2 separate regions of the Homo sapiens genome follow, and region 2 is linked to region 1. A link is an interaction called in ENCODE POLR2A ChIA-PET data of the cell type or tissue named here. Cell type or tissue: GM12878. All regions are shown on one strand. Each heading gives the region's core, and the rest is flanking DNA. Links, peaks and the distances in the headings are about the cores only. Region 1 has its middle 20 kb from the start of DUSP2. Region 2 overlaps CNNM4 (cyclin and CBS domain divalent metal cation transport mediator 4).

Evidence for each region. ChIA-PET counts read pairs that join two places held together with the same protein. Peaks named below come from ENCODE experiments on the same cell type or tissue, not always from the same donor. Only the 100,000 strongest peaks of a DNase experiment are listed, where the experiment ranks them.
Region 2: POLR2A ChIA-PET joins it to region 1 with 5 read pairs; 2 of 35 experiments call an interaction of 5 or more read pairs at or near these places.

What each region holds. Positions count from the first base shown.
Region 1 is chr2:96,162,492-96,167,860 of GRCh38, forward strand. No RefSeq gene overlaps it. Among named protein-coding and RNA genes, the nearest start is that of DUSP2, 20 kb to the left of the region's middle. RefSeq lists enhancers at 1,107-1,386, 2,267-2,316, 2,577-2,656. In GM12878, for the core only: no CTCF peak of the experiment used is centred there; DNase peaks (open chromatin) are centred at 1,510 and 2,470; H3K4me3 peaks cover 1,267 bases; H3K27ac peaks cover 3,026 bases.
Region 2 is chr2:96,765,043-96,770,411 of GRCh38, forward strand. All of the region lies in intron 1 of CNNM4 (cyclin and CBS domain divalent metal cation transport mediator 4), which reads left to right. Among named protein-coding and RNA genes, the nearest start is that of CNNM4, 6.8 kb to the left of the region's middle. RefSeq lists an enhancer at 4,395-5,329. In GM12878, for the core only: no CTCF peak of the experiment used is centred there; a DNase peak (open chromatin) is centred at 3,230; H3K4me3 peaks cover 3,538 bases; H3K27ac peaks cover 2,627 bases.

The DNA of each region.
Region 1 (5,369 bases), core at 207-5,206:
ACTGATCTAGAACAAGCTTCAAGATACAGTGAAGACAAGTGAGTTGCAAAATAAGTTCGTATAGTATGATCCCATTTCAATAAAAACAAAAAAGAGAAAGCTGTACATTCTTGTTTGTTTTTTGGTTTGTTTTGTTTCAGTTTTTTTTTTTTTTTCTTTTTTAGACAGCTCTGTCACCCAGGCTAGAGGGCAGTGGTGCGATCACAGCTCACTGCAGCCTCAACCTCCCGGACACAAGCCATCCTCCCACCTCAACCTCCTGGGTAACTGGGACCACAGGCGCACATCACCACACCCGGCTAATTTTTTGTATTTTTGGTAGAGATGGAGTTTCACCGTGTTGCCCAGGCTGGTCTCGTGGGCTCAAGCAATCTGTCTCGACCTCCCAAAGTGCTGGGATTACAGGCGTGAGCCACCGCACCCGGCCTACATTCTACATGAACATAAATGTGTATGAAAAGCTCTAGGACAAAAAGTCTGGTTACAAATCAAGGAAAAAGCGTTGAACCACCAGAAGGGGATGGTGACTCAGTGAGCCTCGTGGCACCCCTCAGTTGGGGCTGCTGGGGAAGTGGGGGGACAAGCCTTCCACTAAGTGAGACTTGACTGTGGTCTGGACTGTGAAGGAGGACCCCGAGGCTGGCTGAAGGTGTGGGGGAGCCATGGACCTGACAAGGAAAGAGAATGATGGGCCAGAGGGGAGGCTGCAGACCTCAGAGAGGAGGGATCTCAGGAAAAGCCCTGAGCAGGCCAAGGGGGGCAGGCTCAGGCTAGGTGGGCACAAAGGCCCCGGTGACATTGACCACACCACTCAGGCCGGGGGTTTCCTCTGCGCCCTGTGCTGGCCGACCTGCCCGGAATGGCTTCACCCACCCCTCCCCTGCCCATCCTTGAGACCCCTCAGGTTTCGCTTCCTCCAGGAAGGCTTCCCAGATCCCCAGGCTGAATCAAGGGCTTCTCCCAGAGCCTCCCAGAGCTTGGGCTCGCCTCTGGCCTTCACAGGCCTCATCAAGGCACCCACCCAATACTGGTGCCTCCCTGAAGCCAGCGAGTGGGCCTTGGCGGGTTCGCTTTCCCCACACCTGGCTCAGGCCTGGCCTGCAGTGTTGGCTGATGGACAGCTGGTGAGCTATTTACCCTGTTTCTCCATTGGTGGCCTTGGGTAGGTACCAGGCCTCCCTGGGGGAGCCGGGAGCCCTTATTAAGGTTTGATCCCCATCTCTCTGAAAGGCAACATCCTGTCCTTCTCTTGCCCACCATCCCAGTGCAGGGGTCAGATTCTGCCCTGGCCAACAGCCAGGCCAAATGGGGGAGGCCTGTCTCCAAGCAGGATGTAAGGGCTCCCACGCAGCCCAGGGTCTTTTTCCGTGGCTCAGAACATGCTGTACCAGGTGGCCGCCTCTGCTGGGTGTCACCTTGCTTCTCACAGCCCCCTCTCTGCTCACATCCTGTTTCCACCCCTCCAACACTGCTGGGCCCCGCGCCCCCAGCCTCCGCCCCCAGCTGCTGGGTTTTCACGTGGCCTTTCCTGGGTTGCTGTAGGGGCACAGGCCTCTTATTTTTAGCTCCTTGGGGGCTGAAGGAATTTACATCTGAGTCTGCTCTCCTGAAGAGACAGACGGTTTCAAATGTGTCTAATGTGGTCTCCCGGGCAGCCTCAGCCTAGGCCAGCACTAAGGCAGAGGGGAAGGAGTGAGACGGCCAGCCCAGCATCCGGAGGCACACCATGTGGCCTCAGGCAGGGCCCGCAAGCCAGCTGAGCCCCACTTTCCTCAGCTACTAAGTGGGAACCCTGGGGAGGTGACCCCACTGCTGTGAGCCAGGAATAAGGATGCCCATGGGATGGGCAGGGAGGCCCTGGAGATGCCCATGTCAGGGGAAGGAGCCCTCACTCTGGGCCGGAGCCTCACCTACCACACCACCCTGCACAAGTCTATCACACATTTGTTATTTTCCCTAATTATCCCAGAAATCCCCCAACACTAGGAAATTTGGAACACACAGAAAAGATGGCAGAAGACAGAAATGCGTTGCTCATAACCCATCACAGTTCCTATGTGGAGCTGCCCCTCTCTGAGCCCTTTGCAATGCCCTCAGAACGAAAGGCAGGAGGGGAGGTCCCTTACTGAAAACAAAAGCCTACTGTTAGCCCAATAGGGCCTGGCAGGGAGCCCCAGGCAGTGTCCACCAGCCCTCCTCAGGCAGCATCAAGGGACCCAAGCCCCTCTCCCCCTTCCCTTCCTCCTTCCCGGCTGATCCCAGCAGCCCTTCCCTGGTGGCGGCGCTCCCAGAGCCCTGCAGTTTTTCCCCTCCCGAGGTGGGTCCAGGGATGGGCTGTAAGGCCGGGCCTGCCCCCAGGAGACCGGAGACCGCAGCACACATCCTGCAGTGAATATGACTGGTAGTCGCTGGTCCCAACCTCCTCCCTACCAGACGCAGAGGCTTACCCTACACAGACCTCTCACACTTGGCAGAGCCATGTGACTTACTCCAGCCAATGAAACACCACCTCCAGACTCAGGCAATAAAAAGCCCTGTGCGATTTTCCCACTTGCTCATCCTCTGCCATGTCGATGGAGGAGATCTTGAGTTCTCCAGGCACCGCAGCTGCATGACAGCCAGTCGGCCGCATCCGAAGGGCTCTGCCCACTTTTCGACTGGTGAAAACCCACTCCCTGTGGCCCTGTTCCACCACACCCCCAACTTCCATCCTATTTTCCAGTCTATTAAATGGTGGTGGCCACCCCACCACCACCTAGGTCCTGAGTTTCTCCTCAACCTTCAGACAGTTAGTGACATGTACGCTGTTCACTCCACTCCCATGGACCCTATTTATAATTTCATAAATAAAATAAACTATTATGAAATTATATTTTGGCATATACAAGGAATTTTTACAAATCAAGAAGAAAACCAGGGGAACTACAGGAAAAATATCAACATAAAAATGGATATAGTCGACCGGACGTAGTGGCTTATGCTTGTAATCCCAGCACTTTGGGAGGCCAGGGTGGGTAGAACACCTGAGGTCAGGAGTTCGAGACCAGCCTGGCCAACATGGTGAAACCCCGTCTCTACCAAAAATACAAAAAATAAAAATAAAAAATTAACCAGGCATGGTGGCAGGTGCCTGTAGTCCCTCCCAGCTACTCGGGAGGCTGAGTCAGGAGAACTGCTTGAACCCGGAAGGCAGAGGTTGCAGTGAGCCAAGATGGGGCCACTGCACTCCAGCCTGGGTGACAGAGTGAGATTCAGTCTCTAAGAAAAAAAAATAAAAAAGGATTATAGTTATAATAGGCAATTCATGCAAGGGAAATCCCAATGGTTAACAAGTATGACAAGAAATATTTAACTCCATAGTAACTAGAGAAATCAAAATTATAACTGAGATATCCCTTTTATACCATCCAGATTGGAAAAACTAAATAAAAATAAAAAATAAAAGGCAGATAATATTGACCAGGCATGGTGGCTCACTCCTGTATTCCTAGCACTTTGGGAGGCCAAGGCAGGTGGATCACTTGAGGCCAGGAGTTTGAGACTAGCCTGGCCAACATGGTGAAACCCTGTCTCTACTAAGAATACAAAAATTAGCTGAGAGTGGTGGCACATGCCTTTAATCCCATTATTTAGGAGGCTGAGGCAGGAGAATTGTTTGAGCCTGGGAGGTGGAGGTTGCAGTGAGACGAGATTGTGCCACTGAACTCCAGCCTGGGTGATGGAACAAGACTCTATCTAAAAAATAAAAAATAAAAAAAAAATAATGTAGGGAAAGCAACATGACACTATTGAGTAAAAACGGAGTATACTGGCTACCCCCATATTAGCAAATCTTTCTGTCTCTTTCCTCTTAAAAAACAAAAAAACAAAAACACATTTCCTATAATGTATATGGAATAAGGCGAGGGAGAAAATAATAGGGGAGTGAGACTCCCATTCTGCCTCGTACGAAATAAGAAATAATGTTGGAGACATACTAAATGTCATCTAAGACCCTTAACTCACACCACATATAAAAATTAACTAACTGGAACAGATCAAAGACCTAAATGTAAAATCTAAAATTATGCAATGTATAGAAGAAAAACATAGGAGAAAATATTTATATCTTGAACTGGACAAAGTTTTCTTAGAACACAAAAAAGCACAGGCAGGGTACGGTGGCTTACACCTGTAATCCCAGCACTTTGGGAGGCCGAGGTGGGCAGATCATGAAGTCAGGAGATCGAGACCATCCTGGCCAACATGGTGAAACCCTGTCTCTACTAAAAATATAAAAATTAGCTGGGTGTAGTGGCATGTGCCTGTAATCCCAGCTACTCAGGAAGCTGAGGCACGAGAATCATTTGAACCCAGGAGGTGGAGGTTGCAGTGAGCTGAGATTGCACTACTGCACTCCAGCCTGGCAACAGAGCGAGACTCCATCTCAAAAAAAAAAAAAGAAGAAAAAAAATCACACACACAAAATATAAACAATTGATAAGCTGAACTTTGTCAAAATTAAAACCTTTTACTCTTTGAAAGACACCTTAAAAAAACAAAAGGCCTGCTGGATGCAGTGACTCACACCTATAATCCCAACACTTTGGGAGGCCAAGGCGGCAGATCATGAGGTCAGAAGACCAGACTGGCCAACACAGTGAAACCCCATCTCTACTAAAAATACAAAAATTAGCCAGTCATGGTGGTGCACGCCTGTAGTCCCAGCTACTCAGGAGGCTGAGGCAGGACAATCTCTTGAACCTGGGAGGCAGAGGTTGTGGTGAGCCGAGATCATGCCACTGCACTCCAGCCTGGGCAACGGATCGAGACTCCATCTCAAAAACAAAACAAAACAAAACAACAACAACAAAAAAAGGCAAGCCACAGACAGGGAAGAAAATATTACCAACACATATATCAGACAAATGATACACATCTACACATCTAAAATATATAAATACACAACTCAACAATAAAATGACAATCTGATTTTTAACTGAGTGACGGTTTTGAATAACCATTCCCTCAAAGAAGATATGCAAATGGCCAATAAGCACATGAAAAGATGCTCAACATCATTAGTCATTAGAGAAATGCAATTCAAAACCACAATGAGATAACATTTCACACACATGGGGATGGCTAGAATAAAGAACAACAAATGTTGTTAAGGATGTGAAGAAGGTGAAACCCTCACAAACTGCTGGTGTGAACGTAAAATGGTGCAGCTGCTTTGGAAAATAGTTTGGTGATTCCTCAAAAAGTTAAACATCCATTAACCATGTTACAGGTAGTTAGACAGACGTGAGCCGGGCAGAGAGGACTCTCCCTCAACCCACTAGGAATGTTGGGTTGTGGTTCGGCAGTTATTGCATTGCCTCTCTAAC
Region 2 (5,369 bases), core at 160-5,159, 600 kb after region 1:
TTTTTTTTTTTTTTTTTTTTTTTTGCTAAGAGAAACAAGTGAGCAAAGTTAGAACAGCTGGCATTGTTTTATTTGTTTGTTTGTTGTTGTTTTTTTTTTTTGAGACGGAGTTTTGCTCTTGTTGTCCAGGCTGGAGTGTAATGGCACAATCTCGGCTCGCTGCAACCTCTACCTCCCGGGTTAAAGCGATTCTTCTGCCTCAGCCTCCTGAGTAGCTGGGGTTACGGGCATGTGCCACCACCCCTGGCTAATTTTGTTTATTTAGTAGAGACGGGGTTTCGCCATGTTGGTCAGGCTGGTCTTGAACTCCCGACCTCAGGTGATCCACCCGCCTTGGCCTCCCAAAGTGCTGGGATTACCGGTGTGAGCCACCCTGCCCAGCCTTTCAGCTGGCATTGTTAACAGCACCAGAGTCAGAGCTGGGGCAACTGTCTAGCCCAGCATCTCTCTCTGAGGGTCTGTCCTGGACCCTCCTCCACCCCAGGTTGGGTGAGGGTCCTGAGCCTAGCTTTGCCAGAGTCCTTCTGCCCCACAAGTAATCCTCTTTTAGGGCCTTTGTATTCTTTCTTTCCCCTTTCCAGCATTATAAGCTCCTTGAGGGTAGAGGCCATGCCTTCTTAGTGTTTTCACCACTCAGTGCTTGGTAAAGAGACGGGTCTCCAGTAAGTGTTGGACAAATGAATGAACAATGGATGACTCTCTGGCAAGCCCCACTGGCCTTTTTGCTGTTCTTTTTTTCTTTCTTTCTTTCTTTCTTTTTTTTTTTTTTGAGACGGAGTTTCGCTCTCATTGCCCCGGCTGGAGTGCAATGGCACCATCTCGGCTCACTGCAACCTCCACCTCCGATTCTCCTGTCTCAGCCTCCCGAGTAGCTGGGATTACAGGCGCCCGCCACCACGCCCGGCTATTTTTTGTATTTTTAGTAGAGATGGGGTTTCACCATGTTGGCCAGGCTGGTTGCGAACTCCTGACCTCAGGTGATCCACCCACCTCAGCCTCCCAAAGTGCTGGGATTACAGGTGTGAGCCACCACACCTGGCCTTTTTTTTTTTCTTTTCTTTTTTTTTTTTTTGAGACAGAGTTTCACTCTGGCATGATCTCGGCTCACTGCAACCTCCACCTCCCAGGTTCAAGCTATTCTTGTGCCTCAGCCTCCCAAGTAACAGGGATTACAGGTGCATGCTACCACATCTGGCTGATTTTTGTATTTTTAGTAGAGATGGGGTTTCACCATGTTAGCTAGGCTAGTCTTGAACTCCTGACCTCAAGCGATCTGCCCACCTCGGCCTCCCAAAGTGCTGGGATTACAGGTGTGAGCCACCGTGCCTGGCCCTTTTTGCTGTTCTTAAACACACCAGGATGCTCCCACCATGGGGCCTTTGCCCTGGTTGTTTCCTTGGGCTGGAATATTCTTCTCCAGAAGTCAGCATGGCTCACTGTCTTCCCAGGTCACCTCTCAGTGGGGCCTTCTTGCCACCTTGTTTAAAACTGCACCCACCATCCCACCCCAACTTCCTAATCTCCCCTGCCCTGTGCCGATTTCTTCTCTTCTCGTAGCACACATTGCTCTCTAGCATCTATGTAATTTGCTGATTTACTGTGTTGTCTACTGTCTGTCTCCTCCCACTGGCATATAAGTTTCAAAGGGCAGGTCTCTTTGTTTTGCTCATCAATGTATCTCTAGCCCCTAGAATGGCTCTTGGCACATAGTAAGGCCTCCATCCATGGCACTGAGTGAGTAAGTGAGTGAATGAATACCTGTCTGTTTTGGCAGAGGATCATTCCCATTTTAATAGTGTTAGAATTCTGAGGAGCTGATGAGTGCAAAGAAAAATGGGTGTTGTGCACTTACCGGGTTCAGAGTTCCAGCCACACAGGACAGACAGGAGGAGTGCCTGGGATGACATGTCAGGGACTGAGAAGTAGAGTTTGGGGCCTTGAGTGTGATGCATGGTTCCTCTCCATGTGCCTCAGTTTCCCCACCAGTAAGTGGTCTTTGGCCACTGGGGGTTTACACAGCTTCCCTCATTAGATGAGTCATGAATGTGCTCCTACACACTTAGAGACGGGCTAGGGGCATCGATGCAGAGGTAGGGGCCGAGTGTCCCTAGGAGTAAGGCAGGGGTACAGCCTTGCAGCACTTCTGTCTCCCAGCTCACGGCAGTTAGTGCCAGATATCTGTGGAACCCCATGCTGCGTGCAAGACGTGATGCTAGGTGATGCAGGACCACAGGAGTAAGATCATCGAGTTGGTGAGACAAGCCCTCAGGCCTGAGAGTCTCCTGTGATTTGAACCTTGGCCCTTCCGCTTAAACCTCGCCTGGAACTGTTTGCAGTACTGGGTGTTGTGGGTGGGTTTGTCCACCTTGGAATCTCAGAACAAAGCCACCTCCAGCTCCTCCTGCCCCAGTTTGTGTTTTGCCTTCACCACTCTCCCAGACCCTGAAGCTAAGTAATGAAGGAAGAGGGCAGAGCTCTGCACCCCCCTTGCAGCCCACCTTCCAGCTTCTAGCTGTGCCTCACCCTCTGGGACACTCCTTCCCTCCCAGGTACTTAGCTCATCTTTAAACACCTTATCTTTCCCCACCCACCTTATAACCACCTAGACCCTGTATAGACCTGGGTGTAACTCCAGCCAGCCTGGTCACTGACCTGTGAGGTGGCCTTGGACCTGTTACTCCTCCTCTCAGCAAGGTAGTGCAGTATAAATTGGTGGGGAAAAGCTAGAAATATTTTCATTAAAAAAATCCTCCTGGCTGTGGCTCACGCCTGTAATCCTAGCACTTTGGGAGCTCTTTGGGTGGGTCACTTGAGGCTAGGAGTTCGAGACCAGCCTGGCCAACATGGCAAAACCCCATCTTTACTAAAAAAATGCAAAAATTAGCTGGGTATGATGGCACATGCCTATAATCCCAGCTACTGGGGTGGCTGAGGCAGGAGAATCGCTTGAACGGAGGTTGCAGTGAGCTGAGATTGCACCACTGCACTCCAGCCTGGGCGATAGAGCAAGACTCTGTCTCAAAAAACAAAACAAAACGAAACAACAACAACAACAAAACACCCATATTTTCATCTAGGCTGTGTCAGATTTTCCCACTGACTTAATTTTATTCCCGCAACAACTTTATGAAGTTGAGAAAAAACACTGCATGATTTTTGCATTCACTTTTGGTTCCTCTTATCTGACACACCTTAAGTAACTTATCCTCCACACCCCACCCTCCCATCCGCACCTGCTTATTCATCCATTTGTTCAACCAACAGTGACCGTTTTGAAGCCTCTGTGTCAGACACTGTGCAGGCTGTTGGGAATCAGAGATGAATAAAACTGCCCTGTTCACAGAACTCACAGTCTACCAAGGAGAGAGACACGTGAACAACGCCTAGCTGCACAGAGCTCACAGATAGGGTGCCGTGGGGCTGAGGGAGGGCAGGCCTGTGAGATGCTTCTGAAGTGAGAGTAACTAGACTCGTTGATCCTTGTGGAGATCTGGGAGTCAGGGCCCGGAAGTAGTTGTGAAAGTCTGAGGTTTCTAGCTTGGGATTCAGGTTGATTATGTCATTTAACTGCAATCGGGAAAGGGGGACGAAGAGACAGTTTAGTGAGGGCAGAGGGAGGTAAGTGGTGGTCATAATAATGGTGTGACCCGTTGCTGAGCTCCTTCTCCGTGCCCAGCATTGTTTACACTGGAGCTTCTCACACTCGACTGCCTGGACATTTTGTTGAAATGCAGACTTGAACTCAGTGGGTCTGGGTGTGGCCCGAGAGTCTGCATTTCTGACAGGTTCTCAGATGATGCCCATGCTGCTGGCCCTGGACCACACCAGTGTGCAGTAACATCTAGGCAGGCATGCAGGGGAAAATGCCCACGTGAGGCTGAGGAGCAAGGCCAGGACAACGCTAAAAGGTTTAAGAGTCAGCCAAGAGGCCGGGTGCGGTGGCTTACGCCTGTAATCCCAGCACTTTGGGAGGCCGAGGCGGGCGGATCATGAGGTCAGGAGATCGAGACCATCCTGGCTAACACGGTAAAACCCTGTCTCTACTAAAAATACAAAAAATTAGCTGGGTGTGGTGGTGGGCGCCTGTAGTCCCAGCTACTCGGGAGGCTGAGGCAGGAGAATGGTGTGAACCCGGGAGGTGGAGCTTGCAGTGAGCCGAGATCGCGCCACTGCACTCCAGCCTGGGCAACAGAGCGAGACTCCGTCTCAATAAAAAAGGAGTCGGCCAAGAGCAGGCAGAATGGAGAGCTGCTGGGCACAGTGGCTTTGTAATCCCAGCACTTTGGGAGGCTGAGGCAGGTGGATCACCTGAGGTCAGGAGTTCAAGACCAGCCTGACCAACATGGTGAAACCCCGTCTCTACTAAAAATACAAAAATTAGGCGTGGTGGTGGGTGCCTGTAATCCCAGCTACTGCGGAGGCTGAGGCAGGAGAATAGCTTGAATCGGGAGGCGGAGGTTGCAGTGAGCCGAGATCGCGCCATTGCACTCCAGCCTGGGTGACAGAGTGAGACTCTGTCTCAAAAAAAAAAAAAAAAAGAATGTGTGAGAGAGGAAAGGACAGTGCAGGGGGTGTCAGTGTGTAAAAGCCAGGCTGAGGCGACTCCTTGATGGAGACGAAGAGAACCAAGGGGGCACGCTATTCGGGAGCCTCCTTGGAGGGTCAGATGGGGTGAAGACCATGCACAGACTGTGGGATGGGACCTTAGGCTGTGGGGTGCCCAGCGAGAGCAGCCTCGGACAAGTGGTGCCCGAAGGCAGCTTTGCACCGGTTCTCCGTCAGCCCTGCCTGGTAATAGCCTCAATATGGTGATTTGATCTCAAGAAGCTGCCTGGGGGCAGGTGTATCTGAGAGTGACAGGAGCTGGTTAATACTCCGGGTGCAGGCAGAGGTCCCAGCAGGGACAGCTGACAGAGCTGTGGCCAGGCTCCTTCTCACTTTCCCTTTAGTGCAGTGCTGTGGGAAGGGAACATGAGCACGTGGAGGGGCCTGGTGCGTGCCAGCCAGTGGGCAGCTGCACCTCCTTCCTGGCTGGCCCCATGCAGCCTATGGGCGGGTTCCCAAAGAGGAGCCAGCACTGAGAGGACACTCACGTGTCTTCACTTGACAGTTCTCTTCTCAGAGCTCTTGTTTGTGCAATGGAAGGCAATGCTGTGCATCGAGGCCCTGATAGGTTCTTAGTTATTCTGGTGTTTACTTTTCAAAGGTCTCGTATTTTTAACTAGGAAATCCCGCTCCAGTGTTTTTCTGCTCACCTCTGGTCAGGACGGGAAGCACCGAGCAGATGTTTAACCTTGAAAATGGGTGAATACACAGGAGCACAACATCAGGGAATGGCCCTACAGGATCAGCAGGGGGCCCTTGGGAAG